2 separate regions of the Mus musculus genome follow, and region 1 is linked to region 2. A link is a loop called in an ENCODE intact Hi-C map of the cell type or tissue named here. Cell type or tissue: left cerebral cortex. All regions are shown on one strand.

Region 1 (8,000 bases), 120 kb before region 2:
GTCATATCTCATGATGATGATAAAGGACTTTAAGAAGGAGATAAAAATAACTCCCTTTAAAAAAATACAGGCAAACACAGGTAAACAGGTAGAGGCCCTTAATAAAGAGGAAACACAAAAATCCAGATGAAGGAATTGAACAAAACCATCTAGGATCTAAAAATGGAAAGCAAAAAAAAATAAAGAAATTGCAAAGGGAGACAACCCTGGATTTAGGAAACCAAGGAAAGAGATCAGGAGTCATATATGCAAGCATAACCAACAGAATACAAGAGATAGAAGAGAGAAACTCAGGGGCAGAAGATACCATAGAAAACATTGACACAACAGTCAAAGAAAATGCAAAATGCAAAAAGATCCTAACCCAAAACATGCAGGAAATCTAGGACACAATGAGAAGACCAAACCTAAGGATAATAGGTATAGAAGAGAGTGAAGATTCCCAACTTAAAGGGCCAATAAATATCTTCAACAAAATTATAGAAGAAAACTTCCCTAGCCTAAAGAAAGAGAAGCCTACAGAACTCCAAATAGACTGGACCAGAAAAGAAATTCCTCCCGACACATAATAATCAAAACACCAAATGCACAAAACAAAGAAAGAATATTAAAAGCAGTAAGGGAAAAAGATCAAGTAACATATAAAGGCAGGCCTATCAGAATTACACCAGACTTTTCACCAGAGACTATGAAAGCTAGAAGATCCTGGGCAGATGTCATACAGACGCTAAGAGAACACAAATGCCAGCCCAGGCTACTATATCTAGCAAAACTCTCATTTACCATAGATGGAGAAGCCAAGATATTCCATAACAAAACCAAATTTACACAATATCGTTCCACAAATGCAGCCCTACAAAGGATAACAGATGGAAAACTCCAACACAAGGAGGGAAATTATGCCCTAGAAAAAGTAAGAAAGTAATTTTCTTTCAACAAACCTAAAAGAAAATAGCCATGCAAACATAATTGCACCTCTAACAACAAAAATAACAGGAAGCAAAGTCACTATTCCATAATATCTCTTACATCAATGGCCTCAATTCCCCCAATAAAAAGACATAGGCTAACAGACTGAATATGTAAACAGGACCCAGCATTTTGCATACAGGAAACGTACCTCAGTGTCAAAGACAGACACTACCTCAGAGGAAAGGGCTGAAAAACACTTTTCCAAGCAAATTGTCCCAAGAAACCAATGGAGTAGCCATTCTAATATCAAATAATAACTTTTGGTTGGATTTGCAACCAAAAGTTACCAAAAAAGATAAGGAAGGGCATTTCATACCCATCAAAGGAAAAATCTACCAAGGTGAACTCTCAGTTCTGAGCATCTATGCTCCAAATGCAAGGGCACCATATTAATAAAATACACTTTACTAAAGCTCAAAGCACACATTGCACCTCACACAATAATAGTGGGAGACTTCAACACCCCACTCTCAGCAATGGATAGATCATGGAAATGGGAACTAAACAGAAACACAATAAAACTAACAGAAGTGACAGGCCAAATGCATTTAACAGATATCTATAGAACATTTCATCCTAAAACAAAAGGATATACCTTCTTCTCAGCACCTCATGGTACCTTCTCCAAAATTCACCATATAATCAGTCACAAAACAGGCCTCAACAGATACAAGAATATTGAAATAATCCCGTGTATCCTATCAGATCACCACAGACTAAGGCTGGTCTTAAATACCAACAAAAACAACAGAAGACACACATACACATGGAAGCTGAACAACGCCCTATTCAATGATAACTTGGTCAAGGAAGAAATCAAGAAAGAAATTGAAGTCTTTTTAGAGTATAATGAGAATGAAGGCACAATATACCCAAACTTATGGGACACAATGAAAGCAGTGCTAAGAGGAAAACTCATAGCTCTGAGTGCATCTAAAAAGAAACTGAAGAGAGCTTACACCAGCAGCTTGACAGCACACCTGAAAGCTCTAGAACAAAAAGAAGCCAAGAGGAGCAGATAGATGCAGAAAATAATCAAACTCAGTGCTGAAATCAACCAAGTAGAAAAAAAAGAACTATACAAAGAATCAACAAAACTAGGATCTGGTTCTTTGAGAAACTCTTCTTTCTTTCTTTCTTTCTTTCTTTCTTTCTTTCTTTCTTTCTTTCTTTCTTTCTTTCTTTCTTTCCTTCTTTCCTTCTTTCCTTCTTTCCTTCTTTCCTTCTGTCTTTCTCTTTCCTTCTTTCCTTCTTTCCTTTCTTTCTTCCTTCCTTTCTTTCTTTCTTTCCTTCTGTCTTTCTGTCTTTCCTTCTTTCCTTTCTTCCTTTCTTTCTTTCTTTCTTTCTTTCTTTCTTTCTTTCTTTCTTTTGTTTCTCCTTTCTTTGTTATTTCTTTGTGTTTTATCAAATATAGTCTAACAGGAGTCAAACTAAAAAAGGAAACTTCAGTTGAGGAAATGTCTCCATCACATTGTCTAGTAGGCAAAAGATCATTGAGTATTTTCTTGACTGATTTACATTGCAAGTGCCCTCCTGAACAGCTGGAATAAGAAATCAGTTTGCACAAGACAGTAAATACTCCTTCGTGACATCTTCTTCAGTGCCAAGTTCATGTTTGATTTCCTGTTCTGACTACCACTCATAATGTACTATAAGATATAAGATGAAATAAACTCTTTCCTCTCAAAAAAAAAAAAAACAAAACTTTTTTCTCAATTCTCCATCATTTTGCTCCTCTCTCTGACCAGGCAAGGGACAGCCTTGGCAGTTTGATCCTTAGTAACCTTTCTTTCTAACCAAGTAGTGGTCCACTAACTGTTAAACACACTAAGTATTTTTGTTTTATGAAAAAAAAAAAACCACCCAAATAGCCTACACATAGGGCCATCTCTAGTCCTAATGATGGCACTGAAGGTCGGTCTGTGGGAATGTCATTCACCTCACCTTTGCCAGTTTGAACTTCAAGTGCACATGGCAGGACTATCTCCCCGAGACTTAGCTGTGGTGCAATACGGCTGATATCCAAGAAGGTTGGGTTGTCATCAGAAAAACCCATCTTGAGTGACAACTCATATGACCAAGTTCAGGAAAGTAAATGCAACTTACTTTATTTTCTGAAATCACGCCCCAGGATGTCTTTATTTACAGTTGTTTAAAAGGAAAACAGTCATAAGCACACAACTAGTAAGACCTGGAACAGCGTTGTGTCTGTCTCACAAGTAAAGAAGCTAAGGCCCTACACGTCAGGTGATTTACTCAAGGATTACAATAGTAAGCACACTGAACACCACCTACCTGCCCGTTGTTCATTCCCTGTCTTTGGGAAACCTACCAGGGACAATCTGCAAAGTAGATACAATATTATCATTCATGTTTGATCTCCAACCCCACCACTGACACTGAATCTGACCTGAGACAACACACAGACACACACACAGAGACACCCAGACACCCAGGATACCCTCACGAGGGAGGATGTCTGGGTCCAGAGCCACAGAGAAGCCTAGGGGTGGGAAGGTACGCTGAAAGTTGACAATTTCGCAGGCTGCCCATCAGCCATGGACAGTACAGTGATTTGCAGCTGGATTGTGAAACTTGCTGAGGTGAATAAAAAGTCAGCCTTTGTGAGGTGAGAGGCTGCAGGTCAATCTTTTTTAAAGTCCACTCATTCACTGTGTGTCGTAGCTAGTTTTCCAACTTAGGTGGTGCTCCTGGCTGGAAGAAGATGTTGCTTCATTCCAGAGACATTTGTGCATCCTTCTCTTGGAGCCCTCTCCATCCCAGCAAGCAAGGTGTCTCTGTGAAATAAGCATCCGCGACAATAAGGTCAGAACACTTGTTAGTGCAAAGAATCATAGCTGCCATTTCTTGACAACTTAGTTTGAAGCAGGCAAAAGTCTAGGGCCATGAGGGATTCTCAACCTGTGGGGCAAGACCTCCTTGAGGGACGACCCTTCCACAGAAGTCTCATATCACATACTTGGCACATTAGATATTTACATTAGAGTTCATAACAGTAGCAAAATTACAGTTCTGAAATTTCAATGTAGTAATTTTATGGTTGGGAGTCTCCACAACATGATGAATTGTCTTCAAGGGCCGCATCATTAGGAAGGTCGAGAACCACTTTTCTAGGAGAATTATTTTGTTTTTTCCTGATACCATCCTGAGAGGAATGAGCTATTATACCGATTAACAGAGATGGGATTGCCTGAATACCACACAGTAGGAAGGCTGCTCCCCGGCCTGTGTTGTCCTGGTTCCTGGATCCTAAAATGAACTAAGAAACCCTCTTGCCATATCCAGGGATCCATCCCATAATCAGCTTCCAAACGCTGACACCATTGCATACACTAGCAAGCATTTGCTGGAAGGACCCTGATATAGCTGTCTCTTGTGAGACTAGGCCGGGGCCTAGCAAACACAGAAGTGGATGCTCACAGTCAGCTATTGGATGGATCACAGGGCCCCCAATGGAGGAGCTAGAGAAAGTACCCAAGGAGCTAAAGGGATCTGCAACCCTATAGGTGCAACAACATTATGAACTAACAAGTACCCCGGAGCTCTTGACTCTAGCTGCATATGTATCAAAAGATGACCTAGTCAGCCATCACTGGAAAGAGAGGCCCATTGGACTTGCAAACTTTATATGTCCCAGTACAGGGGAACGCCAGGGCCAAAAAGGGGGAGTGGGTGGGTAGGGGAGTGGGGGGTGGGTATGGGGGGCTTTTGGGATAGCATTGGAAATGTAAATGAGGGAAATACCTAATAAAAAATTAAAAGAAAAAAAGAAACCCTCTTTGCTCTTCCGGGTACGCAATTAAGTCTTTAGAATAACCCCAGTGCTCTGGATTTACGTTTATGTTGTTTTCTTCGATTTCTTGCTCAATATGTGGAAAGTGGAAATAAGTGCGCTCCAGGTTTTAACAAAACTACCCTGGAGAAAATCTCACTTATGTCAAATGGTCTCTGTGTCGTAAGGCCTGCTTCGCGTATGACCAGCAGAGGGCGCTAAGCAGCTGCGCCCTTCATAGGAATGAGGTACACCTCTCTTTGTCTTCCCCTGATGTGGATCAGAACCCCACCTGAGCCAGGCAGCAGTGGCGCACGCCTTTAATCCCAGCACTTGAGAGGCACAGGCAGGCGGATTTCTGAATTCGAGGCCAGCCTGGTGTACAGAGTGAGTTCCAGGACAGTCAGGACTACACAGAGAAACCCTGTCCTGAAAATTAAAAAAAAAAGAAAAAAGAACCCCACTTAAAACAAAGCACCCCAATTTCAGATCTCTGTTCTCTCACCGTGGGTCTCAGGACAGAGCTTCCTCAGTTCTGTATTTAAACCCAATTTTTACCTGAGATGACTGGTAGAAGGGGCTTCCATGAAGTTGTGGGAGCCTCTATCCTGTTCAGAATCCAGTCCTAGTCACTGACCACTGGAGCTCAGCTCACTGTTTAGTCTGTAACCTTGCATGTGGTTTGAGAACTACAACACTGCCTTTTCTGCATGGCAGAAAGTACCTCGTGCTTACCAAAGAACACCCAGTGTGTTTCTGTGGTTGGACTGCTCCCCCTCTGTTGGAGCTGGTCCCCACCCCACCCCCAGCCCCTGCTTCTTGGTGCCACTTTATTCTGGACTTCAAAAACATCAACCACTGTGACTTCCACATCCCTCTATACCGATGCTTATTTGATCCCCAACTTTGTTCTGCCACGGTCCAACTACTATTCCAGAACTCTCTTGATAACCACGCATGTCTAGGTGTAAATTCACAGGCCCCAATTACTGAGAAAATTCAATATGGACAGAGACACCTGCAGAGCATATGCCAAGAAAGATTCGAAATTTAGTTCACCATCTACCTCATAAGTTCAAAAATAGAACTGAAAATCAAAAAACAATATAGAGTGGACCTTGTGGGCAGGTTTGCTCTCCCAACCTCTCGGCCTTTCTCAGGAAGAAGCAAGTGTGCCTTGCCAGGTGTGCTTGAGAAAGGGCCTCAACCACACTTGTCCTCTCCAGAATAGCTGGGTAAAGAATTCCCAGAACTCTCCTCCTATATACAGGATCTAAGAAGGTCACTGTCATCTGGACCTTGCTAGAAAGGCCAGCTCTGATTCTCTATGAGGACAGACTAGTTAGACATAATGGAGTTTATCATGCCATTTTGCATACGCATACAATATCATTTGGTCACGTTCAACCGTTCCCTTTTATTATTGTTTGACCCTCTCCTGAGTCTTGTTTGTTGTTTTCTGGTTGAATTTTGGCTTTTTGGTTGTTTTTGTGTTTGGGTTCTGGTTGGTTGGTTGAGACACAGTCTGACTATGTAGTGGTAACTGGACTGGAACTAACTACCTAAACCAGGCCGGCCTTGAACCCCAGAGATCTGACTTTCTCTGCCTGATGCCCTGCCTCTTGAGTGCTGAGACTAAGGGCATGAGCCACCACACCTGACACCCCATTCCCAATCTGCTGGTCACCCCAACTAACAGTCCTTTCCCCGCCTTGCCTTTTCAAGGTTCATCTGAATTAGTGTCAGGTTGCAAACCATTCTACCCTGGGTAAATCCCACAGCCTAGAGGATGTCCAGAGCCAGTAGAAGTCAGCTAAAAATTTTTAAATATTAAATCCAAACATAAGACTGAGCACTCAAGTACTCTATGCTGGTTAGTTTTACCCAGCTGTGCCCAATCATGACACAACCTAAAATCAATCACCTAAGAAGAGTCTTAATGAACAGTTATACAGATCAGATTGCCCTCTGGGCATCTCTATGAGACATTGTTTTGATTGTTAATTGAAGTGAGAGCACTCAGCCCATCATGGACTGCACCATTCTGTAGGCAAAAGGTCCTGAACACTATAAAAGAGGAGAAAGCCAGCTGAGAGCAAGCAAGCAAGCAAGCAAGCATCCATATGTTTTCTCTCTCTGCTCTTGACTGTGTGATGATTCTTAAAGATCCTGTCTTGGCTTCCTCAAAATAATGAACTATAACCTAAAACTGTAAATCAATAAGCCACTCCCCACCAATCTGTGTTCTTATTATGTTCTTTCACATAGCAACAGAAGATAAACTAGACCAGACTACTTGACAGCGTGTTCCCTCCTTAGCTTTCGCAGTACCTATCAGTCTACAGTCATTTTACTAGAGTCATTTTACTCTCTCTCACTCTCTTGCTCTCTCGCTCTCCTTCTCCTGGGACCTTGGGCCAAACTCCTATAACAGCATGTCAAGTTTATGGAATTTGTAGTGCAGGAAACTTTACAAGATTTCTTCAAACTCAAAGTATCTTTGCTCCTTTCACTAAACTGTTTCAAACCTTTCCCAGGACCATGCCTCAAAAACAACAACAACAACATAAAAGAAGATAAGGCAAATGCCAGACTATGGAATAATGAATCACACTCAGCTGTGTACATGTGGAAGAGCCTTGGAAACTCTTCCAAGATACCACTGTGTTCATCCTGAACCTGCTATAATTACTAGTGGCCCAGTTTCTGGCAGCTGTTTGGCAACTTAATCACTTCTTCAGGGCCACCCAATATTTCTTTCTACACAATTTTACCTGTGTAGAAAAAGGTCTTAAGGGTTAATTGTGAATAAGAGGTAGATGCCACATGTCCGCTCACAACTTCTTAGGAATGGTTCTAGGTCCCACTTCACATGGCAGAAGCTGGCCTGTCTGTCGATTTGTGACTTTAATCAATCAATGCTTTAGGTCAGCAGCTGGGCTGCTGTAAGTGGCAAAATCCGTTCATAAAAAGGAACTAAGTCGTTCTTTAACAATGAACAGCAGTGAATGAAAAGACTCAAAACTGCCCAAGATGCAGAAAAGAAGCAACAGTAGTAGCCTCAGCTCTCAATAAGACATTGACACTGCATCTCTAAGGATCGGGGACGACTGTGGAAGAGGAGGTGGGGCTGTTCAAAATGTCATTCTCTAGAGTCTAGACAAAGCTCCACCAACTGCAATCATCAGCTCACAACTGCTGCAGATACCTGCACTTGGATAGGCCCTATCAACAA
Region 2 (8,000 bases):
ATTCATGAAATTCCTAGGCAAATGGTTGGACCTGGAGGGCATCGTCCTGAGTGAGGTAACCCAATCACAAAAGACCTCAAATGAAATGTACTTACTGATAAGTGGATATTAACCCAGAAACTTAGTATAGCGAGATATAAGGTACAATATGTAAAACATATGAAACTGAAGAAGAACGAAGACCAAAGTGTGGACAGTTTGCTCATTCTTAGAATTGGAAATAATCACCCATGGAAGGAGTTACAGAGACAAAGTTTGGAGCTGAGACAAAAGGATGGTCCATCTAGAGACTGCCATATCCAGGGTTCCATCCCATAATTAGCCTCCAAGTGATGACACCATTGCATACACTAGCAAGCCTTTGTTGCAAGGACGGTGATATAGCTGTCCCTTGTGAGACTATGCCGGGGCCTAGCAAACACAGAAGTGGATGCTCACAGTCAACTATTGGATGGGTCACAGGGCCCCCAATGGAGGAGCTAGAGAAAGTATCCAAGGAGCTAAAGAGATCTGCAACCCTATCGGAGGAACAACATTATGAACTAACCAGTACCCCAGAGCTCTTGACTCTAGCTGCATATGTATCAAAAGATGACCTAGTCGGCCATCACTGGAAAGAGAGGCCCATTGGTCAGGCAAACGTTATATGCCCCAGTACAGGGGAATGCCAGGGCCAAAAAATGGAAGTGGGTGGGTAGGGGAGTGGGGGTGGGGGCTTTTGGGATAGCATTGGAAATGTAATTGAAGAAAATACGTAATAAAAAAAAAAACTAAAAAAAAAAAAAAAAAGAACTGAATTATACTTAATTGTACTAGGGAAGTTGGAAACAGGATGAATGTATAATACTCTTATAAAGTCAATGCTATGCTAACTTTATTTTCATATGTGTATATATATAGAGAGAGAGTCTTACATATACAATAATTAAAATAGGAATATGAACATGATCATTTAATCAGTAAGTTATAGGTTTTAAGCATATATGTACATACATGCATATATGTATGTATATGTGTATATATATGTATATATATGTGTGTGTGTGTGTGTGCGTCTGTGTGTGTCTCTGTGTGTGTGTCTGTGTGTGTTTATTCCTTTGTGGTATCTATAAATTACTATTTTTCTTAGCAATATAATATGCTTAAAAATAATAATTGGAGAAAATATCCAATTACATCTGAAATGTCACTATCAGGAAATATCTGATCTACGATGAAGCAGGCAGGAACAATCAGAACTAAAATAAAATTTTCTCAATTCCCTCATTTGCAATTCAAGATTATATACATCTCCCTGCCTTCATCTTCATCAAGATGTCTCTTCCACAGTAACACAATTTGTAAGCTACAAAACCAGTTTGGAAAATTTAGAATATGGATCAGAATATAAAATGCATTTAACTTAACATATTGTCTAGGGAATAGTGATTAGTGTATTTTGCATAAAAGATCCAGTGGCTTTTCTCTTTTGGATATATGAAACAAAATTAAATAAAATGAGTGAATCTGAAAAAAAAAAAAAAAAAGAGTACTGACTGCTCTTCCAGAGGTCCTGAGTTCAATTTCCAGCAATCATTGGTGACTCACAACCATCTGTAATGGGATCCAATGCCTTCTTCTGGTGTGTGTGAAGAGAGCAACAGCACATACATTGAATAAACCACCATCAAGTCTTGTTGGTGCTCTTTCTGGGCTGAATAGATATTTGTCTACATCTCCCCAGGAAAAGTTAATCCATTAGTCACTTACCTGTGGAAATCACTTAACTTCTTTTTCCTCTGTAAATGAGGAAGACAGCAGATAACGTTATTTACCCGTCGATTTTTATTATGCTTTGCTTTATTATCTCTGAGCCCTGACTTTTATTTCAGGACAGTAACGTTCTCTGTCTTCTGCTATCTTCTTGCTTCCCTCCAGTGTTTCAGGTACCACTAAGGCAAACCAGACCGAGGGCAAAGCATAGCCAGGTGTGAGTAGGTTCCATGGGTCTCTAGTCTGGCTGGGAATGCCAGGAGTGTTGCAGCTCTTAGAAGAGAATCAAGGAGGTTTGGGCAGCCTGAACAGGGTGGGCAACCAGGGTCCCAGGTCTCTCAGTTACTGTGGTGGGTCTCTCCTCAACTACTGCAGCATCATCAGAAACAGCAGAGGTGACAGCAGTGGTTAGGCCAGTTGGGTCCCAGGTCCAGCGATGAATGCTACTTCAGGAGAGAGAACTGGTCCCCAAGTGTTACAGCTCAGTAAAGACAGCCACTCTCAGATGATCCTTGGTGAAATAACTTGTGCTCTTTAGTCTATGGGGACAGGGACTATGTAAACATTGAGGAGTAGGGTGAATTTAGGGGTAGGTGTTTCCTGTTGGCTCAGTCTGAGATGTTAGTGACGCTCCATTTGCATGGGGGAAGTACTCCGGTGTTGCAGTAACTGACTGCCTATGGTCCTCTCAGTGGGCTGTCATGGTTTTGTGTTCCAGAGCAGGCACAGAACTGGGTAGGGAGTGGTGGTTTGCTTTCTGCTGATCTCCTCAAGTCTCTGAGATTCCTGGGGTCTGAGCTCAGCTCACTCAACCTTGCCAGTTCTTCTGTCTGGTGGCATGACCCATTTGCCCTACAGTTATTTATGAAAATGTGGAGCTGCCTACAAACCTGTACAATAAGGCTGGGATTATAACCAAGTTGTGACCAATGAAATGGAGGTTGAAAGGACTTTAGGAGGAAATCACTATTTTCTCCCTAACTAGGATCCCCTAAAATAGGATAAAAACAACAACCACAAGAAAAACAAACAAACAAAACAGGTAACTGTTCTGGCAGGGGTAAATATCTTAAGTATAGGTACATGTTCCTTGTTCTGCCAGACTAATGAAACAGTTAAACCCAAAGAATTGGAATTTCCCAAGATGTCCCATGCTGAGATTGGGAGAGGCTGGAGTCCTATGTTTGTCACAAGGGGGGGGGGTGTCATCTCTAGAGATTTCACACAGTTCTGATAATGTGATGGAACGAACACCTTGCTGGAGAGACTGGAACCCAGACAATAGTGATGAGTGGGACCTTAATCAAGACTGCTTTTATTAAGCCTCTATTTGAACCTAAACCTCAAGCCAGGTCCCTACATACAGACTTGGGATCATTGAGACATTTTATTTATCTTCCCAAGATTGAATAAATCCTCTGCTTTTCATTATAACATTTTTTTAATCAGCATGTCGAGGGTGGATGGTTGAGCCTAGCTTAGGGCTGCCAGGGCCCAGGCCTTGATCTTACAAACTAAGAATAAGCATCTTTGGCAGACAGACATTTTTGCTACTCACCCTCACTCTTTTTTCTAGCTGGGATGGAGATATAGTATGTTTTCTTTAAAAAACAAAATCAAAAACCACACATTAAGAATGTCTGACTCTGAATATAGACAGGGTATAGTTCTTGACTCATTCCCTAATATGTTACACAAAGACGATCTCCTAACATAACACTATGAGAAAAACTCATACTATCATAGATTTTTAGTTGCATCCAGATAAATACAAGATTTGGTATTTATGGCCTTACATGGCCATTTAAAAATCAATACATCTATTAGATTGCTGGGCAGTGAGGGCACACAACTCTAATCCCAGTACTTGGGAGGCAGAGGCAGGCAGATTTCTGAGTTCCAGGCCAATCAAGGTTTCACAGAGACTCATCTCAAAATAAATAAATAAATAAATAAATAAATAAATAAATAAGATTAGATTAGATTAGATTAGATTAGATTAGATTAGATTAGATTAGTTCACATACTATTGATTGGGTATGTTGTTTCCAAAATCCAGGTGTCGTAATGTGATACCATTGAGATGTGATGGGAGGCCTGTAAGAAGTGGATAGGCAGTGCTCTTTCCTGAGACGGTTAAGGCTCTTAGAAACAAGACTGTATAGGGGCTGAGGATATGGCTCAAGGGTTTAGAGTGCATGCTATTTTTGCAGAGGAACTGGGTACCCAAGCTGGGGCTCATAACCATCTGTAGTCCCATCACTGTGGGATCTGATGCCCTCTTTTGGCTACCATGAGCTATGTATTCATATTCACATACACATGGAGGGAGATGTACAGACACATAAATAAACATAAAATTTTATTTTAAAAGAAAGAGAGAGAGATTGTCTGCAGCACTTGGCAGTTTGCTCTTCCCTGCTCCTTCTCTTCAGAAACCTTAATCTTTGACTTCTAGTCTCACATGGGAGAAATAAATTCTTGATCTTCACTAATTATCCAGTTGCCCAGAACAGTATTCTGTTCCAGCAGCATAAAGGAGACTGTAGCCTGGCATATCTTAAGTCCTTGATAAGCATTAGCCATCACTGCTACTGCTTAACTGTTAGCATTACTCCTGGGCTTCTTCCACTACTATGTTCTTCTAGGATGGCTTGGAGCATACATGCCTCGAAGAAGAGAAGGAGAACAGAAAGAAAATGGAAAGAGTTTGAGGGATTTCTACTTTGTGCAAACAAAACAAAACAAAACAAAACAAACAAACAAAAACCCAAAAGGAAAGAAAAGTTCCATCCAGGACAATACATCCACGTGAGGAGGATGTTGTCTGGTTACTATCGTGTCCCCTGGTTTTAGTTTCCCTGCCCTGCCTCCCTATGGACATGAATTGAGTGTTCTCTACAATACAAAGTTATCATTCATACTAGAGTGAACTCATTGCCCAGGAACCCTAAGGTCAACCTACTCATGACCTGTGAAGACTGAGATAAGTCTTAAGAGAATGTGTGAGGCTGAGTAGCTCATTGGGTAGAATGTTTGCCTAGCATGCATGGAGCCTGGGATTCAATTCTCAGTACTAGATAAACCAAACATGGAAGGCCCACACTTATAATCCCAGAACTTGGGACATGGAGGCAGGAGTACCAGAAGTCCAAGGTCATCCTTGGTTACATTGTGAGTTTCAGGCAAGCCTGGGCTATGTGAGATCCTATCTCAAAAAATCAAGAGGAAGAGGGAGAGGGGGAGGGGGAGGGGAAAGGGAGGGGGAGGGGGAGGGGGCAGAGGGGGGAAGGGGAGGGAATGTGACATGTGGTTATATCTATAAATCCTGATACTTGAGAGGCTGAGCTAAGAGAATCACATTTGAAACCAGCCTGGGCAACATAGAGAGATGTTGTCTGGGGTAAGGGGCATATAATTGGCCCAAGTTATTTGCATGATCATCGGTGGAATGAAAATGCACTAGAAATGTGTGCAGTGATCTAAAACAAATGCACGTTGTTTTATTCCATTTTTCTGTTTCTTGCTTCCCTCCATAGCAACACTGTCGATTATCTTGGCAAGAGTAAAGAAGCAATCCCATTTACATCTGAACAATATTCTCTGGGCTGTGACCAAATACTTAACAAAAGTAATTTAAGAAAGGAAGGGCTTCTTCGGGCTCCTGGTGGGTGGGTACAGGCCATCAGGTCCACGTAAATCACTTCCTGCCCCTACCTCCCAAGTGTTAAGTCCTCTTGGAAAGAAAAGTTATTTCCTACTTAGAAGTATATCAGCAAATAAATGTGCTTCTTCTTGCACTGTCTTGGTACCAGAGTGCCTTAGGGCTGCCCTCCCTAGGGACTATAGTATGTTCTGTGGATTCCTGTAGGCTCCCAGGGGAAGACAGGAGCAGAGAAACAGAAGATAGCCTATCCAGAAACTCATCAAGATATAGCATGCTGCACTGTGAGGTTGGTACGTAAGGAACTGTAGAAGGGATGCATTTCTCTCTTGGCTATTGTAGAAGTGCATTGCAGGACAAAGAGAGGTAGAACTCAGAATGGCAGAGGAGAGGATAGAGAGTGGCAAAGATGGAAGAAGGACTGTGAGTCTCTGCAGAAGCCCAGGCGGAGTCGAAGGTACACCGTCTATGTGCAACTGGATTGATAGGACAGCCATACATACAGCTTTGTGGCTGCCTTAGGATCTGAGTGTTTTCCCAAACCTTTGCCTGCCCTTGCATTCCACTCCAGGGTAGTACAAGAAAAATAGCTTTAAGTGGTAGCAGAAAACTTTCTTAGTATCTCTCAATGGTAAGAGAAACCACCCAATTTAGGTGACTTACAGAGTGCTTTCTGATCCTGAGAGCCAGTTTTCAAAGCCAAACTGGTCTGATTCAAAAGCCCTCAACCCCATTCCTCGGGCAGTGGCAGTTTTGCTTGGGGGGGGGGGGTGATAATCCATGGGAATAAAAAGGCATTGTCCAGGTTCTGGGTAAACTCCATAGATGGAGCCCTTTATGACTTTATGCACAAGTACTGGTTTCAAGAGGCCACACCAAAATCATTGAGCCTTGACTGCCACCTAGCGTTCACTTTTAGACACTGAGCAGGACCAGCCATGGCAGCCATTTGAAACTAGAAAGATGTGCAGTACAAGATAAGGAATGTCCCCTAAGGAAGAATTGTAGGAGCCAGAGGGGTCAAAGACACCACAAGAAAACCCACAGAATCAACAAACCTGGGTTCACAGGAACTCACAAAGACAGAACTACCAACCAGGCCCTCCATACATACGTTACAGTTGTGTACTTGGTCTTCTTATGGAACTCCTAACAGTGGGAGTCTCGGTCTCTCTTGCCTGCTTTTGGGAACCCTTTCCTCCGACTAGGTTACCTGGTCCAGCTTTAATACGAGTGGAGGTGTCTAGTCTTACTTCAACTTGATATGCCGTGGCATGGTTGGTGGATATCCATTGAAGCCAGCCCTTTTCTGAAGAGAAACAGAGGAGTAGGTAGGAGGGGAGCATTGAGGGGAAACTGCAGTCGGGATGTAAAATAAATAAAATAAAATAAAATAAGGAAAGAAAAATAAAAGAAGGAAGGAAGGAAGGAAGGAAGGAAGGAAGGAAGGAAGGAAGTTCCCTAATACTCGATGTGTGCCCATGCCATGCAGAGTTATCAGAATAGATTATGAGGTCATGGCAAATCATCCTGATTAAATTATGTAAGTTCTCTGACCACCAGAAACATCTAATGCTCAGAGTTCATAAATCGTCATAACAAGCAAACACAGAAGTGGAAGAAATCTGGACTCCCCCTTATGTCTCCCTTCCTATTATTATCCACACAGGAAGGTCAATAACACATCTGACTAGGAGCACAGGCTTCAAAGCCAGCTCAGGAGGGCTCAGAGTTACTGTAGTTCCATTTATTATTAGCTGTGTGGGCTTGGCTACCTCCTTACTCATGGTGCTGCAAACTTTCCAATTCATTCTTTCTTTCTTTTTTCTTTTTTTTTTTCCTTTTTTTTTTTTTTTTTTTTTTTTTTTTGGTTTTCCGAGACAGGGTTTCTCTGTACAGCCCTGGCTGTCCTGGAACTCACTTTGTAGACCAGGCTGGCCTTGAACTCAGAACTCCGCCTGCCTCTGCCTCCCAAGTGCTGGGATTAAAGGTGCGCACCACCACACCCGGCTAAACTTTCCAATTCTTAAGGGGTCAGCTGTATCTTGGTGCTACATACTTGCCAAGTTCCCCTCCATGGATATAAGAGGTATTGATGAATGCTTTTGTAGAACAACTCAATTTTGTTATCCAGCTGCACATTAATATACACATCTATGAGGATGCTCCAAACTGATGGCCCGTTGTGGAATGGTGTCAGTTTTCTGCTGAATAGCACAGGAGTGAGAGGCAGAGGGCTACAAATTCAGTTTCTCCCAAACACCCTCCCGTAAGGCTCTTGCGGTTAATTTAATGAGACCTAGATCACCTGGGAGATAGACCACTGGACATGCCTAGTTAATAAGTTAATTAACTGAGATGGGAAGACCAACCAACCCCTTGAGAGATATAACAATCTCTAGGCTGGGATCTTGGACTGCATAAAAACTAGCCATGGCTGTTTTACAGCAAAATATAATGGTGCAATGGTGGCACTCAAATGGCATGATCAACCTCTCTGTAACTGGATGGGAGCCTCACTCAATAAGGAGTCGTGCCTGATATTGAAAACCTACCCAGCTTCCTGGGTCAAGCGAGGTCATAA

The links. Peaks named below come from ENCODE experiments on the same cell type or tissue, not always from the same donor. Only the 100,000 strongest peaks of a DNase experiment are listed, where the experiment ranks them.
Region 1: it touches region 2 in a loop (11-fold over the local background); 19 of 42 quality-filtered maps call a loop at or near these places.

The regions. Positions count from the first base shown.
Region 1 is chr17:42,653,833-42,661,832 of GRCm38, forward strand. Adgrf4 (adhesion G protein-coupled receptor F4) reads right to left here. Exons shown (of 10, transcript NM_030067.2): 10 at 3,055-3,770. Among named protein-coding and RNA genes, the nearest start is that of Adgrf4, 34 kb to the right of the region's middle. In left cerebral cortex, a CTCF peak has its summit at 4,977 (motif pointing right); DNase peaks (open chromatin) are centred at 812 and 4,980.
Region 2 is chr17:42,776,022-42,784,021 of GRCm38, forward strand. It overlaps a transcript of Cd2ap not described here. Among named protein-coding and RNA genes, the nearest start is that of Adgrf2, 38 kb to the left of the region's middle. In left cerebral cortex, a CTCF peak has its summit at 6,320 (motif pointing left); a DNase peak (open chromatin) is centred at 6,320.